Linked DNA regions of Mus musculus: all the other regions are linked to region 3. A link is a loop called in an ENCODE intact Hi-C map of the cell type or tissue named here. Cell type or tissue: heart. All regions are shown on one strand. Each heading gives the region's core, and the rest is flanking DNA. Links, peaks and the distances in the headings are about the cores only.

The links. Peaks named below come from ENCODE experiments on the same cell type or tissue, not always from the same donor. Only the 100,000 strongest peaks of a DNase experiment are listed, where the experiment ranks them.
Region 1: it touches region 3 in a loop (2.0-fold over the local background); 7 of 42 quality-filtered maps call a loop at or near these places.
Region 2: it touches region 3 in a loop (1.9-fold over the local background); 6 of 42 quality-filtered maps call a loop at or near these places.

The regions. Positions count from the first base shown.
Region 1 is chr8:91,545,820-91,555,921 of GRCm38, forward strand. All of the region lies in intron 8 of Fto (fat mass and obesity associated), which reads left to right. Among named protein-coding and RNA genes, the nearest start is that of 4831440D22Rik, 83 kb to the left of the region's middle. In heart, for the core only: no CTCF peak of the experiment used is centred there; DNase peaks (open chromatin) are centred at 5,634, 6,472 and 7,706; H3K27ac peaks cover 2,054 bases.
Region 2 is chr8:91,556,554-91,566,655 of GRCm38, forward strand. All of the region lies in intron 8 of Fto (fat mass and obesity associated), which reads left to right. Among named protein-coding and RNA genes, the nearest start is that of 4831440D22Rik, 94 kb to the left of the region's middle. In heart, for the core only: CTCF peaks have their summits at 4,313 (motif pointing right) and 6,687; a DNase peak (open chromatin) is centred at 2,018; H3K27ac peaks cover 749 bases.
Region 3 is chr8:91,625,936-91,636,037 of GRCm38, forward strand. All of the region lies in intron 8 of Fto (fat mass and obesity associated), which reads left to right. Among named protein-coding and RNA genes, the nearest start is that of Gm36325, 84 kb to the right of the region's middle. In heart, for the core only: a CTCF peak has its summit at 3,897; a DNase peak (open chromatin) is centred at 3,846; H3K4me3 peaks cover 674 bases; H3K27me3 peaks cover 1,215 bases.

The sequences.
Region 1 (10,102 bases), core at 1,920-9,919, 79 kb before region 3:
TGCCAGGGAAAGGTGTCTGTACACAGCCACATCAAAAACAGGCCCTCATAGAGCCCATCCCTGCTCACATCCACCTCGCACTCAGCAGTGCCTGCTGTGGCACCAGGGCTCTGGTATGGCTGGAGCTACCAACCTGTTTTATTTCCAAGGTTGCCTGGCAGCCCCCGAAGGAGGAAAGTATGAATTTTTATCTCCCATTTACCAGACTTTCATTATAGTGTGCTAACAGACAGAGTGTCAGCACATAAAATGTTAAACGTCGCTGGTCTGAAAGAGGCTCCCGTTGTCTTGCCTCTGGTGCTGGGGGAGTCTTGCTACCTTTGCTGTAGTGGTTCTGTCAATGGAATATGACATGAAGCATTTCTCCGTAATGACAGACATTGAATGTGAGTGACAAGAACTCTGACCGCAAGGAATGGGTTCAATTACCAGAGATGGGAGGTTACCTGCGATAAAACCAAAGGGCCCAATTGTGCTTGGTTTTGACCTCTTGACTCCTCGATCTCAAGCAGCAAAGACAAATGAAGAACCATCCCTAACCTCCTTCCTCAGTGAGAAACTTGTTCCGAGTCCCTGTCTGTAAAAACAAAGCAAAACAAAAAGCAAACAACAACAACAAGAGCACATCTAGGGATGGCGTCTTTTTTATGATCGTACCGGAGTGGCCTGCTTCTTGGTCATTTTTGTCTCTTGTGCCAGCAAAAGACAGAGAACTGTCACTCTATCTTGGAAAGAATCTCAGACAGTGTCCAGAAATCAATACAAGATAAATGATTGCTCTCTTAACCCTGCCTTTCTTCTGCCGCGGGTACCTTGCTCCAGTTCACCTGTAGCCAGCCTGACGCCAGCGAGAGTAAGAGATCCTGCGGGCAGAAGCCCTCCCTCTCTGCCTCCCCTCCTGCAGGGTGTTCTGCTCAGCACCCAGGGCAGCTTTGTGTTTGTTTATAGTCCACTGCCCGTAGCCCCCAGATACAGCTATAGCAAGCAGCCCAATTAAACTGTCGCAGGCTGCCCTCACTTGACTAGCTCTGCAGAGCCATTTAGCCAACAGACATTCCTGACTGTTAAAGCTAGTAACAGCATGTCTCCAGCACTGGAGATAAAATGAATGAAATTTGTTATTCCGGCCTGACACTTGATCCCAGCTGTTGAACTAATGCTATTGCACCTGAAGTTTTTCTTTATGGTAATTGCTGCCTGTTATTATTTCATATACTAAATTGGAGAAAATTGCAACAGGTATTAAATTCTTTGAGCTAATTCACGGGAGTTCTATTGAGCATTCTTCCAAGGTAGATTCCAGCTCCTGTGTGAGGCTGGGAAGATGGGCTTTCCTAGCCAGACGCACCAGCTTGGGTTTCATTATTATCAGAGACGTTCCAATTTTAGGTCTGGCTGGGCATTTATCAGCTTCACCTGGAATCTTTCCTAACGTCCACTTTGCCACTAATTCTCTCAGCATCTGCTGGGGCCTGCCCTAGGAAATTCAGTTCTCATAACCAATGTTGGTAGTGTTTAGCAAGCCTGGTTGATGGGTTCCACATCCTTGGTGCTATTGGTAAGGCTCTTGCCCTGTGTGCTTAAGGGAATGGGAAGTATGGAGCAAGACATCCTGTAAGGAGTCCTCAGCTGTGACGGGGAGGCTGGAGACAAAGGCAGTAGTAGCATTCAGTAGGAACTCATCACAAGTTATGTGGAAGGTGTGAGGCCTTCTCCCCTCTCAAAGTCCCTGAGTCACTGCCCATATGTGTGCTGTCCTCTGATCTTCATGGAGTCATCTTTGTAAAGGCCGAGGAGGTCATTTTCGGCTTCCCATGGTGGTGGATAGGCCATATTAAGAGTTTAGTAGGGCCTCCGTTCTTATAGTAAGTAGCCTGAGAGATCCTGTTCTTCACAGTATTTCTGCATTTGCCTTGTAGTCAGAGCTAATAAAGAAGGACCCAGAATGGGGATTCAGGTCTGGCTAATGATTGTCTTCAAGACAGTGCTTTTGGATAGATGGTGAGCACTCCCCCCCATAATGATTTAATTTCCTTCTGAGGACCGGATGTGGCAGGGTGCTGTCAATTGCAGGGACCTACTCATTCTCGAACCCCAAGGCTGTCCCTGTCTCCACTAGAAAGTGCTAGGCAGACTATAGCCCATCCAGTCTGATTTAGAGTCAAATGTGAGAAGATTGAACCCGTGAGTGATGGAAGGTAGATACAGGAACTTTGGAGATGTAGTTCTTCCTGGATGCACCCTCATCTCAAAGCAAGGGCCAGTCTGTAGCTAGAAAGCTCCTAAGATGCCACACAAAGTGTCTGGTGCTTCCCCTCCTGGGATAGGCATTGCTACTTAGGAATACTCATGGCTGGGGTCTGACCTTCTATGGTAGAGGACTTACATTGTACCTTAGAGTCCATGTAGTTTGTAGGGTCTCAAAGACACTGAATATATAGAGGCGCACACTGTTCCTGATAGGTATACATTTGCTTTAAATAGGCTACTTGGGAAACTCAAATCTGCTGTAACTGAATTGCTGTAATTTACAAGGAATGGGAAAAGCATGAGAAATGTATATTTTCCTTCCCCACAGAGAAAATGAAAGAAGCATTAGTCTTTCATTTATATATGAGATGTGTAGAGTATCAAATATTGAATATGTTTTGAAATCCTAGTAGACTTATTTTCTCACCTTCAAATCCAATAAGAGGAACTGGCTTTCCCATTAAAAGTGAGACTAATCTTTGCTGTATTTCTCTGAAATTACTGAAGGTTACAAACAGTTTGAGGTGCTTTGAAACCTGTTCCTAGGCATTGTCTTGCTCCCAGAGGTGCTGTGTGAGGATCCTAATACATCATAATAACACAAGGGGAAGTTGGCAGTTAACATGGGTGTGCATGCTCTACAAACACAGAGCTAGGTTTCCCTATTTCTGTCTGTCTGTCTGTCTATCTCAGGGCTGGGTGCTCTGTTCCTCCTCAAGTCCTGCATAGACCTAGTGGTCAGTATATTTTGAGTTGTTCTTGGGACCTGGATTGTCTGACTTGTCCTGTGTTTATTGCATGAAGAACATAGTAGAGCCCTCGCCATATAACCCCATATGAGAACTTGTCTGGAAGCTGGTTGTCTGGAAGCTGGTTGTCTTAGCAGTGTTCTAGGCATGGTGGCCACACCCTTTATCCCAGCACTCTAGAGTCTGGGTGAGTTAGAGGCCGACCTGTTATACCCAGCTAGGGCTATATAGTAAGCCCCTGTCTGTAAACAAACAAACAAACAATCAGAACTCAGAGGGTTGCTAAGATGGGGGCAACAGAAAGCATTGACTATTAAGCTCCCAATAAGCAAAGTTAGAGATAACAAACCTTCTCCTTGGTCCTGGGAATTCAGATAACTTCATTATGGTCATGGTAAAAAGATTCTGAAGATGGCAAATAATAGTATGAAGTATGGAGTGCATGAAGGGGAAGACTCTGAAAAATTTGCCCTGTAAAATCGAAGTAGCTCTTGTTTCTCCTCTCTCCTGTTTACCCAGGGGCCACTGGCCTGGTCAGGTGCCCTGTGGTCTTTCTGACAGTTTACCTCATTCATTCATTCATTATGATGGAGAAACTGGACCTCAGAAAGCCAAAGGATAATTCTCATTAACCATTGTTTTGAAAACTCTGGGTGGTTGGACTTGAACCTGAGCATAGCTTTTACATCGCTGGTTGTGGGCAGTTAGAACTTGGTTGTTCTTCTTACCTTGGGAAGTATAGGGTTCCAAGAAGGAGTTAGAGCACTAAAATTCCCAGGTGATGACCTTGGCTCACCCCATTTCTGGGCATTTGGTTTCTATTGGGAATGTAAAACCTGCTAGGATATAAAGCAACTTATATTTCTGCACACTTGAATTTTAAACCAGTTTTCCAAATGGTAGATTATTCAAAGTTAGTTGAGCAGACTTCCCTCTTGCCATGTGGATCATAGTAGGTCTCTGGACCTGCAAACTTGTTCAAAGGCCAGAAAGGAAATCTTCTAGGCCTCTTGGGGCTCTCCAGCCTGTAACTAGTATTCTGGGGGTTTGGGGGTGGGTGTTATTTACAAAACAAGTGTCAAGCCCTCACCCTTGGGAAGCAATACTCCCAGCCCCACCCAGGCCAAGGCAATAAGGAATGTGATGCAGATAGAGCCAGACCTCAACAAAGCTTGTCCACTTTCCGAGAGGGCGGGGTGGGGGTGGGGGGGTGGTAGAGATGTTACCTCTCAGCGCAGCATAAAACCTGTTCTCTGCCTTGGTGGCGTTTAGAGGTTTGGGTTTTTGTTTGTTTGTTTGGGTTTTGGTTTTTTCTCTCTTTTTATTTCTTTTTTCTTTTTTTTTTCTCTCTCTCTCTCTTTTTTTAAATAACCTCTTACTTAAGCACATGTTAACTGGATAGCCAGGTTCTTTCTTTTGCATATCTTGGTTGCCTTCCCAGGCTTCAAATTGCAGTGAATTCATCCCCAGAGGATGATTTGTACCAATTCCCAAGATGCAGTTTGAATGTGTTCTTCCTCTGTCATGGAAACAGGATTCCAAATCTTTATTATTTAAGTTCCATAGAAATGAGTGCCTCAGGGCTGGAGGGATGGCTCATCGGTTAAGGGCAGTGACTGCTCTTCCAGAGGTCCTGAGTTCAATTCCCAGCAACCACATGGTGGCTCACAACCATCTGTAATGGGATCTGATGCCCTCTTCTGGTGTGTCTGAAGACAGCTACAGTGTACTCGTTTACATAAAATAAATAATTTTTAAAAAAGAAAGAAAAGGAAAGAAATGAGTGCCTCAGTGGGTTGGCCCTTACTCAGCACTGCTACGGTCCATGAACCTTTCGTTCTCTGTCCTCCCGGCTTTCCTAGCATCTCAGAGGATAAGATAGAATGGAGTTTTCATTTAGAACTACAGATAAGGCATCAGACTTGATTTTCCAGATAAGCGCAGATAAATTCCAGGTATATCATAATGAGCCCGCCCCTGCACTCCCACTAATTATTTTCTAACAGAGAGCTACAAACAACCCCCAAAATGAAGTTTTGTGTGCTGGAGTAACTTTCCTGACACTTGTATAGAATGGTTTCCTTGTTGCTCCATTGTTGCAGTTCTCTTTTATAGATCACCAGGTGCCTGAGCTCAGAGGCATGGGCAGAGGGATCACTAAAGGGCCTGGTGGCAACGGAGGTGGTGTTGAACTGGGTAGCAGGTTTAGTGCTCAGCTACTCTATCTAACATGTAGTCATGTCATCGTTGGAATCCTCACTGTCCCCACTCTGAAGGAAAAGGGATGTGAGCAGAAACCACAGCTTCCTTGTTGCCTCCCCATGCCTGTGGATTCCCCTGTTGATGTAGCTGGACCAGGGCCTGTGAAGGACTTAGTCACCTTCAGTCTGTCTCCTCTTTTTTCAGCAACAACATAGGACCACGATGAAGGTATGAATTTTGCAATTCAAAACAGAAAGATGCTAACCACCTTCACACTGTACAGTGCCTTGGAAGCTCAGTGAGGTTGTGGACTTAGGAAGGTGGCCAGCTGAGTCACTGTAGAGTTCTGGCTTTCTGGCTCTGCCTTGGTCAGGACCTTCCGCTACTGTTAGGAAAATGTAAAACCGCCCATGTGCAGAGCGGGTTGCTAGGAACAGGCTGCCAGGGCCTTGTTCCCATTGTATAGATTAAGCAGCACCCCAGAAACACCATCTCAGATGCTGAAGTCAGTAGAGGACGTTCTAAGCAGCTACACTGTGACTTCTGGTCCGGAGCTCAGGTTTGGGCCTGCTCCAACAGGCCACGGCATGTTAGTGCCAGCCCAGGGCAGAGCTTTCTTCCTTGGGCTCTCTCCGGTGCTCCTGTTGGCCTTGCTCTCAGTTGCTCTGGAAACAACTGCCTTCCAGAGCTCCCAAAAGTAAAGTTCGCATTTATCACTTGTCTGTCTGTAGAGTTGGACCAAGCCAGAGATAGCTGCTGAATCTGGTGACCCGTCTTTGTTGTCTTTTCTGTGTGACACCATCACAAAGGAGAAGAAAATCTTATGTAGATGCTATGAGATCTGAGTTAAGGCTCTAGCGCTCTCTGCCATGTCAAATGAGCCTGAAGCTTTCCCCAAAAGCCAGCCAGGAAAACATATGATACCATTTGCACTGGCAGAAAGTTTCACACTGTCCTTCTGTAATTACAATGGCCCGATCCTTGTGGGTGGTTATGTCTTAGTTAGCAGTCATTAAGGCCGGTCTTGAGCAGCAGTGTTTGGCTAGATGAGGAGGGCAGTTTGCTAAACTTGTGCTGCCTGTGCCTGAGGTTCTGGGAGGAGATTTCGTCCCTTTTCTGCACCATGGGCAGGACTTGCTGCTCCCTTTCACCCCTCCCCCCAGGTCACTGTTTGTGCTCTCCCTTGATCTCCTGCTTGTCTCTTGATTTCCCCACATTGTTCAAGTATCTTTCTGTGTGACCAGGAATCTGTTTAGCAGACCATATTGTGAGTGAAGGGCCAGCGTTTGTTGCCTGGTTTTGGCAACGCTGGGCAGTCAGCTGGGATGTAATTAAGACTCTGAGAACAGGCTGTCTTCTCCACGGGAAGGGCGTGTTAGATGGTGCTGGGATTTGGGGCTGTCAGTTTGGCCAAGACTAGAGACAGAAAGCTAGGGACAGAGATGCTTCCCTTCATTTATAATCCCTTTATGTACAGTGTGTGCACTTGGCGAAGTTTACATATCACCTAGTAGCTGGAGTTTACAAGCCAGCGCAGTGGAATTAGCATATGTTACATGTATATTTTAGCAATATTTTAAAGCAAGTGCATATTTCCAGCGTGAATTATGCATGGATGACCGCAGTAGGGTTGTGTTGTACTGGGTGTCAAATCCCACAACTTTTTGTCGAGACTGTGCATTTTACACTAAAAAGGCAGAGAGACTAAACGAAGTAAAACAGTTTTAATTTTTAACAGTTTGATTTGGCCCAAGGAGCCAGATCGTGGCAGCTATAACTGACATTTGAATAATTGGATTAATTTCGAGAGGGGCAAAGCCAGCTTGGACTGTGGTGCCTGCGCGCCTGCTTTCTCTCCTTTTCCTTTTTAATCTGCAGAAGTGGAGTTGTGCGGGTTAAATATGCACTTTGTATGACGCCAAGCTGAGCTTGAGGAACTGCTGCAAACTTTATGAAACTACAGCTGCATTAATTTGGTTTACTGCATACGTATGTGTGCATTCACGTAGCATTCTGCATTCATCGGATGTCTCAAAAGAAAGTCACTGTGCCCGCTCTGTTCAGTGCAACCCGTAACATACGTGCGTGCATACTGCATACTTAAGGATGTTGCATGTGCACTCAGGAACTTACGGAATCCAGTTTGAGAACGACACACACCCCTTAGGCCTTGTGAAGGAAGATGCAGATAATGCATCTCGCCGTGACATTGGTGAGCCTACGCCTTCCCTCGTTGGTGTGTTGCAGAAAAGCATCACAACACTGCACGAGAAAAACCTAATTTGTTATCTGGGGTATCGGCAGCCAGATTCCGTGCAGTCAGTCCTCCAGTCTAAATCCCTTCAGGGTTATAGACTTTTTAACTCCTCGTATGAGAACAGTCACAACAACCTAAAACCAAGTACAACACCATAATAATCCCCACCCTACAGATTCTGCTAATGAGATCTGCCATCTAAAAGCAGCAGACCCACTCATGGTGGCAGCCAGTCCCAACTCGTGGCTTCAGGCCTGCTCTCAGAGCCTTCCCCAGCAGGATATAAATAGACATTAACACTAGGGCAAGAAGTGTTGATGTATGGCTTATAATGTTAGCACCCAGTTAGGTGGGCATAACACACACGCTGGGAATCTTGTACCAACAAGATGCATGTGTTGAGTCAGACTAATGAGAACCCTAGAAAAGGCATTCCCCGTGAGCTAGGGACCACATCCTGCCCTCTCACCAAGCAAACCAAGTACTCAGACCGTGGCATTGTCCCAGCTGGCGGTTTTCAGTATTAGCATGAAGAGTGCAGCTATGTGAGTTTTCGTCCACTATATTGTTCTGGATCATAGAGCCCAAAGTGTTAGCTTTTCCCACTAAAACTCCCTGCCCTCTGGTATCACTTGGGCTGGGCAGAGAGAAAGCTTGCCCTGTCTGTAGTTCCATGCTGTGAGGTACAAAGTGTGACCCTCCTCGCAAGAGTCCCCCGGCCTCTCTCCAGGTGTTTTCAGACGAGTTCCAAGATACTTTGAGGGTTAGTCTGGAAATGGGGCACCACAGCCTCAGTCCCCTGACTGCTTCTTCCAGAGCCTTTACAATGAGGAGTGTTTCTGGGGCAGCCTCAGATGTCCCAGGGGAAGTTGCCATCTGTCCTTTATATTAACAGAATCTTCTGTACAGTCTACCTGACATGCTTGTCCCAGAGATAGATGTTGTTAATTAAAGGACGGCATTTGTCCTTTATCTGAAATAAATCTCTCTTGCCGGAAGAACTATTCTCTGAATCTCAGGAAGCAGGTAGGAGCGTTCGCCCCATGTCCTAGCCTGACTAAAGTCCTAGGCCATGTCCCTGAGTGGTCACTACTTTTGACTTGTAGGTTAGAAGCATATTTTTTGTTGTTGTAGTTACTGCTTTTTTTCTTATTTCTCTATTAGCTTATTACTTAAAATTATTGCTTTTTATAGGAGCTTATGGAGATGAACATGACACATACCATTAACTAGTGAGTCTGTCTGTGTGTGTGTGTGTGTGTGTGTGTGTGTGTGTGTGTGTGTGTGTACACGCATCTGTGTTAGGTACGGGGATGGGGCGCTGTGTTTGGGTCTCAGACATTCTCCCCCACACTGGACCTGCACACAGTAGCTTTGACAGCACTTTTTGCAGCCTCTCTTCCTTGCAGGTGCACAGCCTCTGTTCGTAATATCCCTTCCACCCCTAAGGAAAGAACGATACAAATGTCTGTCCCCAGTAAAGAGCCAGGGCTCTCCCACACATGAGGTGGACTTCACAGAAAAGACAGCATCTTCCTTAACCTGCCTGATCTTTGTCTTCAGAAACAAAGAAAATGCAGCCAGGGAAACAGGACTGTGATTTGGCATCTAAAGTGTGTTGGCCTTTGTGGCTCTATTAATCCCAGAGACTGCCAGAGTCCAGCTTTGTAGAAATGAGAAGGCAGCATCTGCTAAGGAATGAGGGTGGCTGAGCTGTGCTAATGGTGACAGGAAGGACTTTAGAGTCACCTGTGTGGTGGAGGACAACAGTGGTCACTTTGCCCTTACTCCTTTGGTGGCTTGTGGTGGTTCCTTTGCATAGCTACGAGACAGTGGCTGACAAACAGGCTACAGAAGGAAGGCTTGCTTCCAGCTCGTGAGGGTTTGAGCTCTTCTTTTTTTTTCTTTTTTTTTTTTTTAGATTTATTTATTTATTATATGTAAGTACATAGTAGCTGTCTTCAGATACTTTTTCTTCTCATCCTGGCTCTGCTCGTCCACTGTAGCTGTCTTCAGACACCCCAGATCAGATCTCATTACAGATGGTTGTGAGCCATCATGTGGTTGCTGGGATTTGAACTCATGACCTTTGGAAGAGTAGTTGGTGCTCTTAACCACAGAGCCATCTCTCCAGCCCGGGTTTGAGTTCTTGCTAGGAAGGCAGGGCATAGAGTGCTGAGCTGGTGGCTTCTTCCTGTGCCTTGGTCCAGGGAACAGAAAGAGCAAACCGTGAACCACACCAGTGACCTACTTCTACAAGCAATGCCCACCTCCTGAGGCACCACAGCCTCCAGAGTTGCTCCTCACACTTAAGTCCTCAGAGCATGAGTCTGTGGAAGACATTCTAGACTGAAACTATGACACATTTAACCCTTAAACTGAAGCTCAAGTGTAATACACAGTGAGTCATGTTTAAAGGAATACTCAAAGCCTGTATTATTACTATTATCCATGATAAAGACTAAAAATTGAGCAAGGACATAGAAGAATGAGCAGGACAATGGGAACTGTGGCAGCCATGGCAAGTAGCTAAGCCCTTATCTTCCCAGGAGGCTGGCTGCTTAACTTCAGAGAGTTGCTGCTCCGTGGTGTGTGGGCCCAGGGCTGCAGGCCCTCATACTTCAGTAGATGCAGTGGATACGAA
Region 2 (10,102 bases), core at 424-8,423, 70 kb before region 3:
ATGTTTTTGTTTGTTTGTTTGTTTGTTTTGTTTTGTTTTGTTAGTTTGGATTCATTCCTTGGAACTGAAGGGGAGAATGGCCTAAGTGGAAAGGCATGAGTGTCTTTACCACTGTCTACCTGTATCATCGGGTTGTTTCCAAAAGTGCCGCACCAGTTTACACTGCATTCAGCCAAGTGTGAGTGCAGAGCTTTTAAGGCAACCTTGCTACCATTTCTGTTTTACAGATCTCTCCATTAGTGGGCAGAAGTTGGATATCACTCATGTTCTAGAGACCATTTTCATAGATCTCTTGATTAGTGGTATTTGTTCTTAAAACATCTGTATGTCCTATGGTGGAATTTTTGTTGAAGTTTTCTGGTATGTGTATGTATGTACATGTGTGTCTGTGTGTCTGTTTGTCTCTGTGTGTGTGTGTGCATGTATGTTTTCTCTAAGTGATTTGGGAAGTCCTCCTGACATAGCCTCTTCCAGAGTCCACACTCTTGGGGCTGCTGCAGCTGCTAGTTTTAACTATAGTCATTTGGGATTGGGCCAGACACCAAGCAGGACCCCTTCCTGAAGGGGGGCTCTTGCAAGTCTGCTAAGCCACAGCCCAGGGCTGAATCTAACAGTCTGTTTTGGGGGGAGCCAGCTGATGCAGTCACAGGCCGTCTGCTGTTGTGTGAGTATTACAGATTTGGACAAAGGCTCCTGGTGCTTTGTCCATGGGGAGCAGCGACTGCCCATGTCCTAGTTTCTGTGTGTCGCCTCTTCCTTCCCTCTGTCACTTCTCCATGTGGCCCAATGTTGTAACTACAGATGATATATAATTGGAGTTCCCTGTAGCGTGGCCTGATGAAAGGGGCATTGAGCCAGCGGTGTGGCAGCAAGGAGTTCCATCATTGGCTTTGCCCTTTGTTTAATAGCATCATAGCAAATGCCTAGTCAGTGCTGAAATGCATTCTTCATATTATCTCACTTTTGCTTGTTCTTTGAAAGACAGGGGTTCACTGTGTAGCATGGGTGGCCTTGAACTCAGCATACTCTTGCTGGCCATGAACCCACAATCCTGTTGCTTCAGCTTCTTGGGTGATAGGAATAGAGGTGCTTACTACCAAACCTGCTTTCCTCCTGGAATCTTGAATCGTTGTGATCGTCTAGAATAAACAAATGCTGCTTCATATTTAGAAGAAGAAACTAAAGCCAAGAAAGATGGAGTGCTTGTTTAACCAGTCTCCCTCCATCTCTCTGAACTGGAGTGGGTTCTCATCTCTGCAACTCTCAGTCTTCCTGTCTGCCAAATAGAATTGTTTCTGTTTCTCTTTACCATCCTGTGGTTACACAGAACTCAAATTTTTCGATCGGGTTGGATTGATAGGACATAAGATAAATGGTACTTCTCAGCTAGCTCACTCCTCTAGCCTTCAGCTTCTCCGTTCCTGAGTCACACTCATTCACTGGTCCCTTGCAGCATAACTTGTCCTCGTTGGCTACAAACTCTTACCTTGATGAGAAGCCTCCCGGAGTTCCCCAAGGCTGCCCATACTACACATGTAGTCAGCCCGGTGTTTGGTCCAGCTGTCATCCTTAGCCAGCTCTCTGGGGAAGCTTGAGGAAAGAGGAAGTTTCCTCACAAGTGTGCAAAGGAGCAGAAGGGACCCTCTGTCCCCACTGAGTAGAGACTTTAAAGTTAGGTAGAGCTGCTCCTTCGACTCTGGTTGTATCATGGTCTGGTAACATTCAGACAGGGGCGTGCGTGGACTTTGATTCTGTCTGTCCTCATACCCTGGCTCAGGTGGGGACTTAATTGAGGAAGGTGATTTATGGAAGCATTGAGTTAGTGCCACCACAAATCTGCACAACTCTGAGCATCATCAACCCAAGCTCGAGCTCACACAGATCAGTTTTAGAAAACTAATCTTCACCTTACACACGGCACCGAGCCTGCTAAGCAGGGATCATCAGCGGCATGGACAAAAACCAGGTGGCCTGGCTCAGGGAACGGAGGTTGGTTTTTGCTGCTGGGCTCTTGCCATTTCAGAGTTCAGCAGTGGCAAGACTGCTCAGCAGGAGGCTGACCCCAGATGCTCTCCTCTCAGTGCCAGTAGAGTGTTGACACCTCAGCTGCTGGGAATGAACGTGATCAAATCTAGGCCATACTTATACTCCCAGACATGGCTACATAGGCATACTCCCACTTAAGAGCTAATTGCTACTTCCAGATTCATTTGGAGTGAAGTAACAGTCTTAATTGGTCACCACCCTAAATACCTTTTTAAAGCCTCCAGCAGTGACATCTTGGAATCTTCGTTGGCAGCAGGTGCATATGCATATGCATCCTTCTTTGGTTAAATAATATCTTCGTTTTGAGCATCCCCAGAAGAAAGCCTGGTAGGTAAATAGTGGGAATGTGGTTGCTGCTTTTAACTCCATCTCCCCTAAGGGTCAGTTTTACTGTTTATGGTAAATGCTGATGGCAAGTAGAGAAAAAGAAGGAGAAGAAGCAGATCAGAAGAAGGATAATGCCTGGAAAGAGCCTGGAGTTCAGAGTGAATGAGATACATCTCCTGGTTAGGTGACATTTCACATGAACGTTTTAAATGTAGGTAATTTACCTTACCTAAAGTAAACACAAAGCAACTAAAATGGGCTAGGCATTAAGTTGCGAAGCATTATGAATTTACATGAGGGGTGAGGATGAATTCTTGGCACTGGCTCTCTTTAGAATAACTCTCTTTAGAGTGTTTCTCCATCGTCAAGAACTGCCAGAAATATAAGTATGTCTATAATTTGCATACATGATATACATATAGGATGTGTAGGTGTATGGGTGTTATTTGGTGAAATAGAGACCTGGTTTGTCAACTCTGAAGCAGGGCTTTCTCCATCTGACGCTGAGGATTGCTTCAGTACCAACGCTCTGACAGTTTAACCAACACTCACCTTCCTACACCTCAGCCATTGTCACCTGTAGGATGCTGAAGAAGCAGGACTAACCCTACATGGGTGTGCTAAGGACAAGGTGAGGTAACTTGTAGAAAACCACTCTGACATGAGTAATGCCATCAATGCGGGTCACTATTGACACCTCAACATGAAAGGGGTTTTTTGAATTGCTAACTTGGTATTCTACAAAATCAAGGCTCTCTACTCTTTAAAGATGGCTAAGAAAGCCATCAAGAATTCTCCGTGATGAGGCGAGCAAGATGGCTCATGAATAAAGACATTTCTGCCAAGTCCAACAACCTGGGGTCAATTTCCAGGACTCACATGGAGGGAATCGACTCCTGTAAGTTGTCCTCTGGACTACACGCTCACTGTGATGAACACATCACAGTGACAGATATGCACACATACATCTATACACACACACACAATTGGGGGGAGAGAGTGTGTGTAAATATTTTTTTTTTTTAAGAATTCACATGGATAAACTTCTGCCCTGCACAGCGTACGCGGTCTTCTTGTGATCTTTTGAGAATGGATTTGTTGTGTGAGGAATGAGAAGCATTTGATCTGTATGGCTGCCCATGTAAATCACAGCTCCAGCTGCTGGAGTCCAGGAAGGCACCAGATTATAAGGAAATGAAGCTGGCGCTCTATTAAAACTCTCTTGTCATTTGGACTCACTGCCTAGCAGTTGGAATGCCCCAGCCTTGTCACTGACATTCTGTGAACAAGCAGGCTGTATTGGGTGGTGGTAAATGGATTATCTTAAATGTCACTGTGCAATGTTTGAGAGTTGCAAGGAGAGTTTTGATATTGAGTTGTTGGTTAGGAGATTCCACCCCAATCCTTCATGATGAAATAATCTCCTCAAGTTACACCAAGAAATGTCAAAGTTGCTTATTTCTTCAGTCAGCCATTGCAGCGTTTCCATGACGAGTATGCAGAGAAGATTGGGTAGTAATGTCAGACTATTTATAGAAGCGCCTCCCAGGAATCCACTCTCCTTGAGTTGTTTGTGTATTTAATGCAGAGATTTGTTTTTCTGTGTGTTTCTCTGTTTCTAAATTGACTTCAGCTGAACATGTTGCGCTTGCATTTCTATACGGAACACATTTAACAACGGATAAAACCTGCATTCAAAAGCAAAAGAAGGCCAGTATAACCAATTTAAAAGATAACAATTGTCCCTCCCCCTTTTTTCCTCCATTCTTTTTGAGACAGAGTCTTACTAGGTAGCCCTCGTCACCCTGGAACCCATGACCTCCTGACAGTGCCTCACAAATGCTGTGTCTATAAGCATGCGCCTTGCAAGGTTTGCTTGACTTAACTTTTTGTTTTAAGATTTATTTATTTTATGTATATGAGGACACTGTTGCAGTCTTCAGACACACCAGAAGAGGGCATCAGATCCCATTACAGATGGTTGTGAGCCACCGTGTGGTTGCTGGGAATTGAACTCAGGACCTCTAGAAGAGCAGTCAGTGCTCTTAACCTCTGAGCCATCCCTCCAGCCCTTGGCTTAACTTCTGATATTATGTCTGAAACATCATAAGACTTGCAAGTTACTGAAAACAATGTACAAAGCTTTGCCAAGTGAAGTTCTATTTGTTTTATGCTAATTTATGTATTATTTCATCTTTCCTACTTATAAAATATGAAAATTTAAATTTAATGAATGTATTGCTGTCACACATGTGTTAATCAGGGTTCTCTAGAGGAACAAAACTTAGACAATAAATATATGTATATGGGATTTATTGGAATGGCTTTCAGGCTGTGGTCCAGTTAGTCCTAATTATTATCAAGTGTTCCCCCTAGAAACTGGGGTGACTTCATACTAGGTCTGGAGAAGAGAGTGTTGTTTCCTTTCATACAGGCTCAGCAGTAGCCCGTCCCAGCCAGCAGTGATCTCAGGACAGGTAGTGCAGCACATGCCACAGCGACCAACCCTTGGGCGGTGCTTGCAATTATTTGGAGCCTCTTGCATCAGAGGAATGGCAGAGATCAAAAACCATGAGTCCAGGGCTCTTGTGACTAACTTGTAGATGGGCTATTTGAAAGGTAATTGCTAGTTTCCACAATTGTGTGTGTGTGTGTGTGTGTGTGTGTGTGTGTGTGTACAGCTCGGCAGCAAGTACCTTTACCCAAACTCAGTTATAGCTTTTGAGCTTTTTTGACTCTGCTCTTCAGCCATTCATTTTTCAGTGCTCAGCACTTTCTTTTGTTTCTAAAGTTAAAAATACTCATTATAGAAAATTAAAACTTACAGAAAAGCACACAAAAAAAGGGTGCTCATAATCCCATCACCCAGACCGTCAGCGTTAGCACATGATGAGAAATAGTTCTATGTTTTAGGTTTTTACATGACTTTTCACAGAACATTATTCCCATTTATTTATATTCTTCACAGATTATTTCCCCTAAAGTGTACACAGAAGCCTCTCTACTTCCTAAGAGCCTAATTTCAGTGCTGATCCTGGGCCTCATGCAAGGGCCTCAGGATTGGACTCAGCCTCACCCGAGGAGGAAGGTTGCGAATCACACCTGTGTGTTGGGAACTATCCTCTTCTAAAGGGCTCCGTGTATCTCCCTTGGGTCTCTTCTGTTTGCTGAAACCTGCAGTCAGGGTGGAAGGCGTGGGCAAAACCGGGTCTGCTGTGTAGCTCAAGACAACTCTGTGTCCTAGAGAACTTGTGAAGTGGATGTGGTGGTATATATGGAATTTAGATTTCTCCTTCTTCCGATGTAAATCCCATATTATTTTTCCATCTTTGAGATGCAGTGAGCATAGGGGTGAGTGCCACTTTGATGGGTCCTCTCAGCTGTGTCCCAAGCAGGCTCAGAGACTGTCCCCCCTCACACCATGCCTAGGAGAGCTATCAGAAAACCTCCCTGCCAGGACTTGTTCACCCACACTGAAGCAAATTCATTTCTTCAAGTGACAGGAAGCTTAGAAATACTGATCTCTCTGGAAGCTAAGCCCAAGAAACTTAAGTTTCCTAACTGGGCTGTGTGTTGTTGAAACTTCTTCACCTTTCACCTGAATCTCTGCTGTGTTTTGCAAATGAGGAGCTGCCGAGAAAACGCAGGCAGCTGGAACCCGGCAAAGCTTTAAGTGGGTAAAGCTTGCAGTGTTAAGATCATAGCCCCAAATTACTGAAGGGCCTCAGCTGACATGGAGATAACTCTTTTCTGCGGAGAGATTGGATATTCAGATAGATTTTTTTATGAAGGAAATAAATATTTCAGCATGCAAACACTACCCAAGCGGGTAGTGTTGCTTCAAAACAGGGTCAGAGGTCAGGGTTTTCTTCCTGTTTGGTTTCTGAGATGGCTCTAAGTTGAAAGGCATCGCACATTACTACCTGCCCTGGGCCTCACGTGGCAAAGTAATTACTGCAGCCAGTGCGAAATATGCACATTCATTTTGATTTCCAAAGATGCGGAGATTTCCTTCTGCATTTATTGTGGTCCTCATTATAAAAATGTACAACATGAAGAATGACGGTTTGCCTTCACCCTAAGTGAGGAAGAGCCACGCTCCTGTCTGACAGCTCAAGTTCCTGTATTTTAGCAAACTTAATTTTGGAATAATAAAAAGAATAAGACTAGGGTCTGGTTTGGTTTTTGTTGTTGTGTTTGTTTTCTTCTTTCTTCCTTTTGAGACTAGAACAGTTCGCCATCATAGTTTGCCTTTAAAGCTGCAACGGATCTCCAAGAGACTGATGACCACAGAGGAAATGATGCCCTGGTGGCCAGTTAGTGATTGCAGAGTGCACCAGGGCCCAGGCATCTCCAGGAAGGAAGGAGCCGGCCTGCAGTATTAGAATTCCTGCAATGGCAATGTTTTCTCTCTACCTTCAAGTAGGGAAAGTAATTAATTAGTAAACACACACACACACACACACACAACTCCTACCCGGAACCAGCAGGTACTGGCAGTGGCTACAGCAGGCCAGGTGGCAGGGAGACAAGGATTAGAACTGCCATTCGCACCCCAGTCTAAGAAGTGGGACTCTGCCCCTGCCAGCTGTCAGCAGGATCGACTGGGCCCACCAGTGCAAACTGTTCCCATCCTTTTTACATGAGAAGCCAGGCAGGAATCCAAAATGTATATATGAAGTATACTTATATAAATATTCTGGCAACTAACATATAACACTGTCTGATGGCTGGCTTTGGCTGACATGCCAGAAGTTAGACTTCCTCTCTGAAAAGCTGCCACAATCCTTACCCTCCCAATCTTCTGAGGAATGATCTGCGGTGGGGGAAAAAACTATAAAGAACGCCTTTAATCCCAGCACTCAGGAGGCAGAGGCAGGCGGATTTCTGAGTTCGAGGCCAGCCTGGCATAGAGTGAGTTCCAGGACAGCCAGGGCTACACGGAGAAACCCTGTCTCAGAAAACAAAACAAAACAAAACAAAAAAAGAGCACAGAGAACACAGTTCTAGCTGGCTGCTGGGCCCATTACTCCCCAGCCTTCTAAGCTTTAGCCGAAGAGAGTGAATGTTTGTTCTGTGGCCCAACAGAAATCTTGGCTTTAATGTGTACTTCTGAGTCATGGCTGCTATTCTAAGGACCAGGTTGGCCAGAAAAGGATTGACCCACCTCAGCCGCACTGTGGTGTGAGTGCTCTACTGGTCCCACACTGTGGTGTGAGTGCTCTACTGGTCCTTACACTGTGGTGTGAGTGCTCACTGGTCCTTACACTGTGGTGTGAGTGCTCTACTGGTCCCACACTGTGGTGTGAGTGCTCTACTGGTCCTTACACTGTGTTGTGAGTGCTCACTGGTCCTTACACTGTGGTGTGAGTGCTCTACTGGTCCCACACTGTGGTGTGAGTGCTCTACTGGTCCTTACACTGTGTTGTGAGTGCTCACTGGTCCTTACACTGTGGTGTGAGTGCTCTACTGGTCCCACACTGTGGTGTGAGTGCTCTACTGGTCCCACACTGTGGTGTGGGTGCTCTGCTAGTCCCGCACTGTGGTGTGAGTGCTCTGCTGGTCCCGCACTGTGGTGTGAGTGCTCTGCTGGTCCCACACTGTGGTGTGAGTGCTCTGCTGGTCCCACACTGTGGTGTGAGTGCTCTGCTGGTCCTGCACTGTGGTGTGGGTGCTCTGCTGGTCCCACACTGTGGTGTGAGTGCTCTGCTGGTCCCACACTGTGGTGTGAGTGCTCTGCTGGTCCTGCACTGTGGTGTGGGTGCTCTGCTGGTCCCGCACTGTGGTGTGAGTGCTCTGCTGGTCCCACACTGTGGTGTGGGTGCTCTGCTGGTCCTTACCTCTCTCGGCTTCCTTTGGCTCCCTTGTTGCTTTCCCACCTGACCTCTGAGTGTCTTGGGCAGAGAGTAAAGATGGAGGAGCAGTGCTAAGTAGAGAAGTCAGTCTGTCTCTGGCCTCCATTGAGATCCTTCCAAATGAGTAAAGTTTTTTTAAAACCTGCCATTAACTGCTGGCCCTTGGTAAGAAGGGCGGCAGGTTGCCTGTTTGTCGCAGTGTATATGGAAGGATGAGAGGGACGAGAGAGAAGGGTGGCAATTAGTGAATGACATTTATGATCCATTTATAAAATACAAATGAAATAATTGGTTACAAAATCACAGCGGCAAGACTCCGCTTGTCCCTCACAACCATGTTCTCAGTCGTTGTGAAACTTTATGGACATTCTTTACACAGAGTGAACAGCAGAGGACAAGAGACCAAGCCAAAACCCTGGATGAAAGACTCGGCTAGACAACGGAAGGTTCTTGAATTGTGTTTCCTGTCCTCTTCACAGATACAGCTCATTTCTCTTGTGGATCCAGAGTTGGGAACTGGTAGTGTGTTTCACCACAGGGGTAGGATGACCAAATGTGAAGAAGAAAACTAAGTAAATCCCACCCTAACCTTTGAGTGCACGGGGCCCACTTGGGTCTAAAGTACCACATTCACCAAAGAAAGGTGATGGGTGGCCACGTGCCCGTCTTTGCAGCCCTACTATCCACCATTAAGTTAAGATACTGTCTGAGATGCACAAGCCAGCCACGCAAGGTTGACACTTCCTTTTCCAGCTCCCAACCTCATGACTGTCAGACTTGTCATCTTTTCCCTCCTAGAGAAAGGGCATCTGATGGATAAAATGAGGCTACCTATATATTTTTTATCTTATTTTTATTTTGTTTTTGCTGTGCGTGTGATAGAGCTTGGGGCCTCACACATGCAGGCAAGCTCTCTGCCTCTGAGCTCCGTCCACAGTCTGTGTTTATAGTTGGGAAGGGGTGTGTGTGTGTGTGTGTGTGTGTGTAAGACCTTAAATAGGATGCTAAATTTAGAATCTGTCCATGTAGGAAACTTCTTGGTTCAGGTTCAGCAGGGATGGTCCCTTTAGTTTTGAAAAGTCTTAAACATTTCAGACCCACAAAACAGGCAAACAAACAAAGCCAGATTTAGAGCCTTTATTTTGTTTTATTTTACTTTATTTTATGTTTGCAGTCCTGACTAAACTTGAGTAAAACTGGCCCGTCTGGTTTAGAAGAGAAAGCTGAGTGGGAGCGTCTGCAGCTTGCACTCCTGTTCCAAGTCCTGTGCGTTGGCTGACAGACAGTTCTGATCCCGAGATAAGCTCACGGGGCGCTGATACTCCAGCACTCTTAGTCCACTTAAAACAAAACCACTGTCACCAAATACCGGAAATTCGCTTTAGTTAAAAATGTGGTTGAAATAGAAAAGGCAAGGCTCGGGCCAGGCATCCATCCTCTACCACCCCCACCCCCCAGCAGGGTCAGGTTGAAGAGTTGTCTAGAGCTCACTGTTGAGCTCATATCACTGTTGGTGATATGTTGTCCCCTGCTCCTTTGTGAGAGCTAACCTTGCGCTCAGTGGGCACCAGGGCTGAGGATCATCCCAAATGCCCTGGATATCTGAGGAGCCTTTGTGTGGCGCAGGAAGGGCCCTGTCATGAATATGCAATCAGCAACACTGTGTTGTGTCCTAGAAATACAAAAAGGAGACTCTGATCTCGAAGTTGGGAGCTGCTTTCTGATCCCAGCCTCACAGGATCTGCTTAGAACTCTAATCAGGCTGATTGTATTGCCTTGGAATTCTAATTTCCAATTTAGGGTTTGCTATGTAATCTCTGGTAGAGTGTGTCTAATCGTCCTGAACCACACAGCCTTCTGTAAATGCTGTAGGT
Region 3 (10,102 bases), core at 874-8,873:
GAAAGTGGCTGGGGATCAGGCTGAGTGCCACCACTCACCTGCGGTGACAGATAGATAGTCATGAAGGATTGGAAATCCTGCCCAACACGGAGATCTGTCAGCGAGGAGATGGACTGCCACCCTGGTAACACCGCAGCTTGCTCCAGTGAAGTGGGCGTGCGCACTCATGTGCCTGCCCCTGGGGTGTCGGGAGAGGTTAACTCCAGAGCCCCGGGGGTGGCTTTCCTGAGCCTGTGTGTGTGTGTGTGTGTGTGTGTGTGTGTGTGTGTGTGTGTGTGTGTGTGATGTGGTAGAAGAGAAGAGCATTTGAAGGCTGTGTCTCTGTTTTCCACCGTGGAACCGTGGGTGCTGCTCTCTTCATTGGTACATTCAGGCACACTTGGCTAAGAAGTGCTGGCTGGTTTCCGTTCTTCCTGGGATTTTTCTCATACCAATAGGGGTCCCCATCTGCAAATCAAATGAGTTGGGTTGTGCAGACAGACAGAGTGTTACTGTGAAGCTGCTGACATTGGGGACAGCAGGCAAAGGACAGGCAGAAGCAGGGATCCTCGAGTTTATCTTCATGCCGGGACAGTTTGCCATGCTGACTGGAATATGCTTTGCTTCAGCAGGAGGAATTCATATGGGGGCAGTGCCAGACTTGCCATCTCCCATACAGGCTACAGAGATGAACCGCACACCGCAGTGTCAGAGTCCCTGGTATCAGGCAAAAGTACACCATCTTTGTTTTAGTTAATAGCGAGCCTCTGGTCGTGTTGATAGAGTCTTCCCGGAGAGCTGTGAACCAGGTGGAACCTGCTCTGTCCCCACGGGGATCTAGACAGGCCCGGCACTTGAACAGCCACTAGAGGTTTTGCTTCCCTCTCATTAGAAAGAGCACTCTGACCCCCGAGCAAGCATAATTGTGTCTGAATCCAAAAGCTTCAAGTGGGACGGTCCTGGATCTTGCCAGCGGGTGGGATGTGAGAGTGGCCACAAAGGATGAGGCTAGCATCCGCTCTATGGCAGCCGTAGGAAGATGGTGGGTGTACACGTGCTATGCCAAGCGCCTTGCCTGCCACTAAGGTACATTCCCAGCCCTCTATTCATTTCATTTTTGGACAGAGTCTCACTTGAGTTGGGCAGACTGGCCTTAAACCTGGGATCTTCCCGAGTAGCCAGGGTTACAGGTATATGCTACCAGGCCCTGCTAAGCTCATACCGGGGATGTGGGTATTATAGTAAGGAGCTGGGTTTTTTTTTTTTTTAAACCAGGCAAGTCCCCTCTCTTCTGTCTCTGCTCTCACTTCTGTCACCTGCCCTGATCGTGGAAATGCCCTTGCTTTGGCCCTATGTGCCTGGCTTTACTTGAAACTTTAACATAGGCCACTTGCCCTGGGGAGCTCTGTATCTTCCAGAAGGATGGTGTGAAGCTGGCCTGTTCCTGCTGTCCTGGGCCCCAGTGTTACTTCCTCCAGATGCTGAGCTGAGCCAGGTGTTGCTTCAGAAAATCCCAGCCTTCTCCTTTTTAGGGTTTTGTTTTGTTTTGGTTTTTTTTCTGAAAATGTGTTGAAGCGATTCAGTCACAGTGAAAGCATTATTTGTTTGACCCTGAGTTCTTGCTGTGACTTGTTTTGACCCTACCATTCTGTGATTTAAAGTCTGAATTTCAAGAAGCCTTATTAACGATGTCAATTTGTGCACCAGCCTGGGTAAATGTTCCCATGAACTTTGACTCCTGAAGGAAACTCTATTTTAAAAGAATAAAAGATTTTCCAGATAAATATGTTCCTCATTTTGGGCTAATACTTTTGGTGTGAGCATGGGACTGGAGAAGGGCTCCGCTATTGCCTGACCCCACTGGCTCCCATATATTGGGAACATTTCACCCTCCCCCGGCATTAGAGTCTAATTTTGCCAAGAACACTTTCATAATGGGTTATAAATCTCCCGGTGCACAGCTGATTAAATAAGCCTCAACATGAATTAAAAAGAGGGTCAGCCACTTGCCACCAGGGGTGACAGGTAAGACCGGCAGGTAACCGGCAGGTCGTGTTTTTATTAACTCAGGAGCTAAGGTCACATTGCTTCTTGGGGCCCCGTCCTCCGAAATGGGAGTAAGAAGGCGGCCTTGACCATGCATTTCCTCAGATTGGCAGACAGGGAGCTGTGTTCGCTCCCACCTGTTCTCGTTGGCCACTCTGGGTCACCAAGGCAAAGACACTGAGGACAGACAGAGCTGGCACGCTGTTGCCACCAACACCAAACACTAGACACCTGTCCCTCGGCTGCTGCTGTCTTGTGCACGCGTGCCTGTGGTAGTGAACACTGAGGACTGGTATTTATCAATAAAAAGTGTTAAATGTTGCCCATTTCTTCCATTTTAGCTCCAATCTCAACCTGTCAATGAGAATGCTTTGAGGGAGACGTTCCTTGTAGACAGGTACAAGGCTCTGGGGCCAGTTTGTTCTTCCTCACTGGGTGAGACTGCCAGTGGAGGAAACTGAGTTGCATTTAGTGCCTTTCAGAGAATAGGAAAGGTATTTCAGAGAAAGACGCAGCTGTTTAAAGTGACTCTTTTTGCCCTTTCCTAGGGACCACAGCATCACACCTGTTGTTATGTGAGCATGAAGCAGCCACACACACACACACACACACACACACACACACACACACTAAGTACTGATACTTAGTGTCTAGCCTGTGAAGCTATGCTTGGAAGGTTCTGGAAACTTTTATTAGGTGGGGTCTAGGCAGAGGACGTAGGTCACTGGGGACTGGCCTATGGAGGTTGTGCTTGATGCCAGGTACTTCCTCGTGCACTATGCTTTCCTGTCCCCCACGAGGAGGGCAGCCACCACCTCCACTCATCACACCCACAGGGATGTTATACACAAGCCTAGGGAGCCAAACCTTCCAGAACTCTGAGCCGGTGTGGACCCTCCCTCCGTGGTTCTCTTGGTTCTCTTGGATACAGCTACTCAAGGCAATTTTTATACTTCCCATGTATACTCGAGATTCTGTCTCTGCTCCAAGTCCTTGCCCCTCTGGTCTGAGTGACTCTGAGGACTTTTGGGAGCTGTCAGGGGGACAGATTGGAGGGTACACCCCTTGTGAGTTAGCTGGTTGCTTGTACACAGCGCTTCTCTCTGTCCTGTCAGCATAGTGAGTGGGCAAGGTAGCTCCACTTTCCCAGGGGGAGCTAGGGCCTGGGGCGTCACCTGCAGTGAGTGAGTAGGGTGGAACTTGCCATGGAATTTATACTCTCCCAGAAAGTAGCTGTCAGCATCGGTCCTCTGGATTTTTAACAATAGCCCCCAAAGAAGGTGCTCAGGTACTAATGTCCCCATTTGCACACAGGAACCCTGAAATGCAGGGAGGCTAACTGTCTCTTGGGGGACAGGATAGCTGTGAGTGACACAGCTCAGACTACATCCGATCTTCTGACTCTTTGACCAACACTCTTCCCATTACACCAGGATTAACTCCACAGTCATGAAAATCTCAAGAACAAAGCGAACCTTAAGTCTCTATATAGCTTCATTCTTAATATGACTCCAAATTCCCATGTCAATCACACTGCAGTTCCCTGGGGGAGATGCATGAGGGGTAAGCTTCCCTTTGCAGACTGCTCAAACCAGGCCAAGGAGTGCTTGCCCCGTACCTAATGCATACTTACCAGCTAGTTCAGGGTAGAATCCGGGCCTGGGTTCGGGCATTGGCTACCTTTTGCTGACTCATGCCCTGGGTGTCTGCAGAAAATGCCCACTGGCAGGAAGAGTCAGAGGCTGTGTGCAGGAAGAGCGTCAGGTGTAGCTAAGAGGCAGCACAGAGTATCCCCATCCATGGAACAGGGAGCAAGCGCGTGACCGTGCGTCCTGGCCAATCCTGAAGGCAGGAGACAGCACTGCACTTGTGGAAATGTCCGCTGTCTCCCTGCAGAGGAGCTCGGATCACAGGGGAAGTTGCCGCACAGCCCCGCACAGCCGAGTGTGCTGCACTCACAAAGGTCAGGCTTTAATTACATGCGCAGTTAAATGGAAATACTGTAGAGAGGTCACGCTCATATTTCTTTGGCCTTCATTAACGTTATTGCTCTGTCACGTTCCCTCTCCTTGGATTTTAAAATGAAAGCTCCTTTAGCACACTTTAAAGGATTATTTGTTTGTAATCGCTCTTACCTCTGGAAGGGGAGGTTAGATCTTTGGCGCTGAGGTTGTTTGTGAGGGGGAAGGAAGCTAGGAGATAAAAATAAACTTTGCCAGTGCAGCCCTTGCTAATTTTATTTCAAACCTTGGGCTTTTTATAGCCTCACCTACTAATGCTTTTGATTAAAACACAAGCAAAAAACCAGCCAACATGAACAAGTTGAATGCCACATCTGTGCAGAAGATAGCAGCTCACTTATTTATGGCTCAAAGAAATGGAGCCTAAATTAAGCGAGCTATTGCTGGAGAGTGGATAAGCGGCCATTATGAATTATCCTTAATTATAGCGATTTCCTAAACTAATAAACCTGCTAAATCTTTATTGCAAAGGTTAGTTTACGCAGTGCATATAAAACCCGCATGTGCTCCGCATCAGCCACCAGCTGTCTGACAGTGTGCTGCTATTTCAGTGAGTGTTCACATAAATTTTATGTTGGTTATATTAACAGTCAGTCCATATCACTACCCACAGATGCCAGTAGACATAAAAATTGCTCTCTAGTGAGCCTAAATATCCCTAGAAGCTAGTTGTGTCTAATGTTCCATGTAGTATTTGTACGTGAAAGCGCCAGATTGGAGGGTTATTTACAGATGAATATTTCAATCCAGTTAGTTCACAGCGCTTACTTAGTCTTCCTTGCTGGCTTATTTGTATGCTAAATAATTCACCAAAGGTTCCTGTTTACTCTCTGTAGTAGCTTCTATGAAATGTAAACACGGAGCCAACTCTGGGTGCTCGAAAGGCTAAGCAGCTGTGTGTTTAAATGCGGGTCAGAGCAGCACATGCCGCCTCGCCCACGGGCTGCCTGCTACTCACTCTTAGGCACTCTTTCCTTTCGTTTTGTTTTGTTTTGTTTCTTTTTCTTTTCTTTTCTTTTCTTTTCTTTCTTTCTTTCTTTCTTTCTTTCTTTCTTTCTTTCTTTCTTTCTTTCTTTTTTTTTAATTTCCCCTTCTTGTAGGCAGGGCTAGGGCATTTTTGACTGGGCAGTCTTTTTCTAAATGTTTGTTTCTCGGTACCTGTCTGCATATCACTTCCAGAATCAGGATTAGCCGCAGCAAGGAAGAACACAGCCTTGGCTTTGAGACTACCTCTCTACCAAGGAGGGCAGGTCAGTCCTCTGCTCTTGAAATGCCCTTGTTCTCCATCCCAGCACCATGATTTTTTTTTTTCTGATAAATTTCTAAATCTTGAGATTGGCGAGGACACCAAGCAGGTCCTTCCTTTGTTCCTCAAGAGGCTTGAATTAGTCCAACCTCTGCCACCCAGAAGGACAGAGAGGCAAAAGCCAGCTCAAAGCGATCGGCCCAGCTGTGGGACCAGGACTGGCAAGGATCACTGGTTCCTAGCAGTTCCTGCGGCTCAGTGTACAGGTGAAAAATTCCTGGGTGCGGATGCTCACCGTCCTCACCACTTACCAGCAAAGAGATTGGAAAAGGGCCTCCTTCGTTTGCAGCCAGGCTCTGCCAAGATCATGAGAGGGTTCAATAGCAGTGCTAACTTTTTATTTAATAATATTGATTTTATCATTTTTACTACTTACAATTGGGATTGGTCGGCTGATAGTTATTTGACCTCCCTTTGTGCATGGCTGTGGAGTGCTTCGTTAAAGCTATTGACATATCTCTCTTACCCACTCTCCTCCCAGAAGCCCATCTCCGCAAATAATATTGAGATGCAGTAACTGTTCCCTGATATTGATTTCAGATCGTGTTCATCACACCCTTCCCGGGGCCAGGCAGAGAGCAGCAGCCCTCGTCTTGTAAACCTTTGACTGCTGCAGGCTTAAGCATCTTTCTATCTTTCAAGCAATAACAGCAACCATATGCATGCACTCCCCGAAAAATTACCCAGGAAATGAAAGCATTTTTTTAACCATGGCTATTTTTATGCATACATTAATTAAACTTATCTCTCTCTTTTTTTTAAAGGAATGTTAGATCTGTGTGTCCCTGAGGTATGAGGAAGAACTCTGATTACATTTTAATCTTCTAGGATTCGGGGGTTTGGCATAGTCAGCCAGACCCAGGGCCTCTGTGACCTTCAGTTCTCAACCAGATGAGACCTTTCTCACCACCTGGGCCTAAGAACGTTCCATGTTTTGCTTCTGCAGTGTCAGATGAGATCAGTAGGTGTTTCAAAAGAGCCAGGTGTTTACCACTTAGAGAGAGGCCTTGGTAGTTCTGTGATGATATCTGGATGTGTAGTCCTGGGAAGGAAGGGTGTGGCATAACGTTGGGGTAAGCTTGCTGTGGAGACCACTATCAAACATAAAGCAAACAGTGCTGGAAATTGGAATTTTCCCAAGAGCAGCCAGCATGCAGCCTGTACTGCCTGTGTAAGTGACCAACCAGATTGTCTCTCTTCCCTGGGCCTCCTCTTTTGCTAGTAGAAAACAAATCCCCGCTGCTCACCGGCAGTATTTTTGGAAGTAGGAAGATTAGTAAGGCTGGGCCGGCAGAAGATCCCTGTCCACCGGAATGAATGCATTAGCCAGGGTGGAAACTAACTAACTCGGTGGCCATGCTAATCTCCACCCCAAGGGACACAGAGCGGACATGACTCTATCAGAGTGCACCTGCCAGTTTTCATTTTGGGACTGTGGTGGGGATTGCACCAGCCTTTGCCGCCAACCGCAGAGTATGGTGTGCTTAGGACAAGGACTTCAGAGTTAGGCTTGGTTTTGGCTTTTTCTATTGCCATCCAGGTTTTTCTCTGGGCCTCAGAATCCTCATCTGGAATACGGGTTTTGTAGAGGGTTAAATGAGATGGCGTGTGTACATGTTTTAACCCAGTGCCTGGTACCTAGAAGGATGCAGTCAGTAAATGAGAGCTGCCTTCCTGGCACTTGCAGAGCCATCTCCGTATGGAACCAGAGCATAGTGGGGATTATGACAACATAAACATGGTCCACAGAACGGGCAGGCTTGGGGTTCTGGGTCACTTTGTTTTATTTTTCTGTTTGATCCTCCAGAAACCCAAACAAGGCTCCATTGAGTGTTCTGCTGTTTCACACACACCGCACTTCCCTGGGCAACCTCATTTTATATAGCATTCTTTAATGCAATCTAAAATTTGATTTAACAAATGGAAACAGATTTTTTTTTGTCAAGGCTTTTAAAGTAAGAACTGTTTTGTTTGTTTGCTTGCTTGTTTACTTCAATAAACACCTTGGAACTCTTTATTGGGTTCTGTAAATATGATCACTCCATTCATTCGGAGTCCTCTGGCATGGAATGTGCCTGTCCACACTTGAACCTCCTAGCTAAAGCGTCCTCCTGAGAAAGCCCTGGAGACCTGAGAGAAATCCTCAGCACACCTCATGTTTGTCATGGTGTCGAGTCTGACGTTCTCAAGCAATATTTTATCTGTAGGGTGGGATGGCCTTTCTAACATGGAGCCTGGCATGGAGGCTCCCCACAGGCCGCCATCTTCAGGGCTGAATACAGTGGGAAAAGCAGCAAAATTAGAGACTTCAAACAGTTGCCAGAACCTGCGTAATGAGAGACAGCGAACATTTCTCAGGCTACTGAGCCTCTGAAACACGACGATGCGAGCAAATGAAATCATGGTACCTTTCATTGTAGCTTAATTGGACTCAAAGTCAGTGAGGAAGGCTGCTGAAAGCCGCACTGAGGGAGACAGACAGGAGTCAGAGGCACATTCAGTCCGCATCTTACCGCCCAGGCTCCTCACTCGCTCTCAAGGCTGACTCCTGCTCAAGAGAGAGAGAAGAGCAGCAAACAAAAGCAGAGCGTGGGTGCGAAAGGCAGGCCTAACACTGGCCTTGTGACTGGCATGCTGTCACCCGACTTATGCATTTGAAGTAGCTCAACCTCGTGGCAGCCAGTTCAAGCCAATTTATTTGAAAGAAGCAAAAAGAAGTGAAACAAACTTGGGCCCTCTCTTCTGCCTGTTAGGGTGTCAAGCTATCCACGTCAAGGAGTGCTGTTAGCAGAAGGCTGGCCATGGGCTGTGCATACACACTAACAAGGAAGGGTAAGCTGAGCATGGCCTCCTGTTGAGTGGAGCTAAATGGCAGCCCCAGTCGAGGAGCCCAAAAGAAGCAGAAAATCACCAAAGCTGTCAGGAGCAAGGCAGGGAATTGATGGGAGCATCAAGGAAGAGGCGGGTTTGGAGGGCACGATCCGGAGAAGCGGCTCATCCCGGGGCGCGCTCGGCTGAAGTCGGATCCCTTCCTTGGGAGGAGAAGAGCGCCATGGCTTTCCTGTTTGACGCCCATGTCTTGGATTTCTCCAGGTTGAAGCTACCCCCTTCCTCTCAGTCTCATCCCATCTAGCCATTCTGCCTGGCCGCTTGACACACTTTTGCTGTCATTATGGCTGTAGGTTTAGCCACGTACAGCTAGGAGAATGGACAAATCGGGGGGATTGCATGTAACAGAGCATCACAGACATTGATTTTTGAAGGTTCATTAGATAAATGCTGACATCACAGATTGATGTCTCTTTAAACCAGTACCTTGTGCAGGCCCATCGGGGGAATCAGAAATATTGATGTAACATGTTTGAGCAGAAGGCCCACTGGAGAATTCCCAGCCTAAGTGGGATCCATCAATTTAGGCTTTCTTTAATTATTCTAATTCTGTGCATCTCATTGGAAGGAGGCTTGGCATGCAGAAGTGCAGAAGCAATTTGTATAGGGGACGCTGCCCCAGCTTTAGGAGCAAAGGAAAGCCAAGTAGGGTAGCCATGCCTATTTTTCATTGTTTGGAGCTGCTGTTTAGTAATTAAAATTTTGATCATAGACTAATTGTCCCATACAGTGTGGCTATTGCAATTGACAAGGGACTGATTAATGGGCCAACCCTGGGGCCAGGAGGCTGCTGGGTTGCTCTCTTGTGGAAGGCATGCCGGCAAAATAAAGTTGATGGTTTGTTTGTGTTTAACCCTTCACCTTGGCACTATCAATAGATTGAAGACATCATTTGTATCTGCAAGTGTTTCTTTAATTAAGACCTTCTAAAAATCTTTCCTATTGATTCATTCCATTATCCTATTGATTAGCTGCAGTGGATCATGTACTTGGTCTTCAGTGGAAGGCAACACACTCTGCTGGCCGCTATGACTGCCGATGCAAAGGGCAGGCTTCCTAGGCAGATTCCCAAGGCTAGCGGAGGTGGCTCTCATTCCGTGGTGGCTCAGCAAGCTCCACCAAGAAAGCCCGTTGGCGAGGCGACCGTGCTGAAACCTCCTTTCACTCAGGTGGCTGCTGGGACCAACAGCAGCCTTTAGTGTGAGGGAAGAGGAAGATATCGGCTCTGCGCTGCAACTTGAAACTCTTGAACTCTGAAATAAAAGCACACTCAGAAACCTGCTACGAGACATGGGCTACACTGGCTGCTGAGTGCGCTTTGTCCTGGCTGTAGCTGCCTCCTCCCTCCTCCTGCCTACCAGCCTTCCCCATGGCCTGGGGAGGGGCCTGAAGAGCTTCCCATTTCAGAACTGCCGCCCCTCCCTCCTGAGGCATGTAGAAGCACTGCCCATTTTGTTTACCTCCTGCCACTGGACATGGACCCCAAGTATTAAAGATAAAGAGATGGTCCAGCAATTAAGAGCACTGGCTGAGCTGGGTGTGGTAGTACACGCCTTTAATCCCAGCCCTTGGAAGGCAGAGGCAGGCAGATCTCTGGGTTCAAGGCCAGCCTTGTCTATAGAGAGAGTTCCAGGACAGCCAGGGCTACACAAAGAAAACCTATCTCAAACAAAACAACAAAACAAAACAAAGCACTGGCTATTCTTCCCATGGACAATGTGAAACTGCAGTTCTAAGTTCCAGAGGATCAGATGACCTTTTCTGTCTCTGTGGCTTCTAGACACACAGGGGTCCATAGAGATACATGCAGGCAAAGCACCCATGCACATAAATAGAAATAAAAACTTTTACATTAAAAATT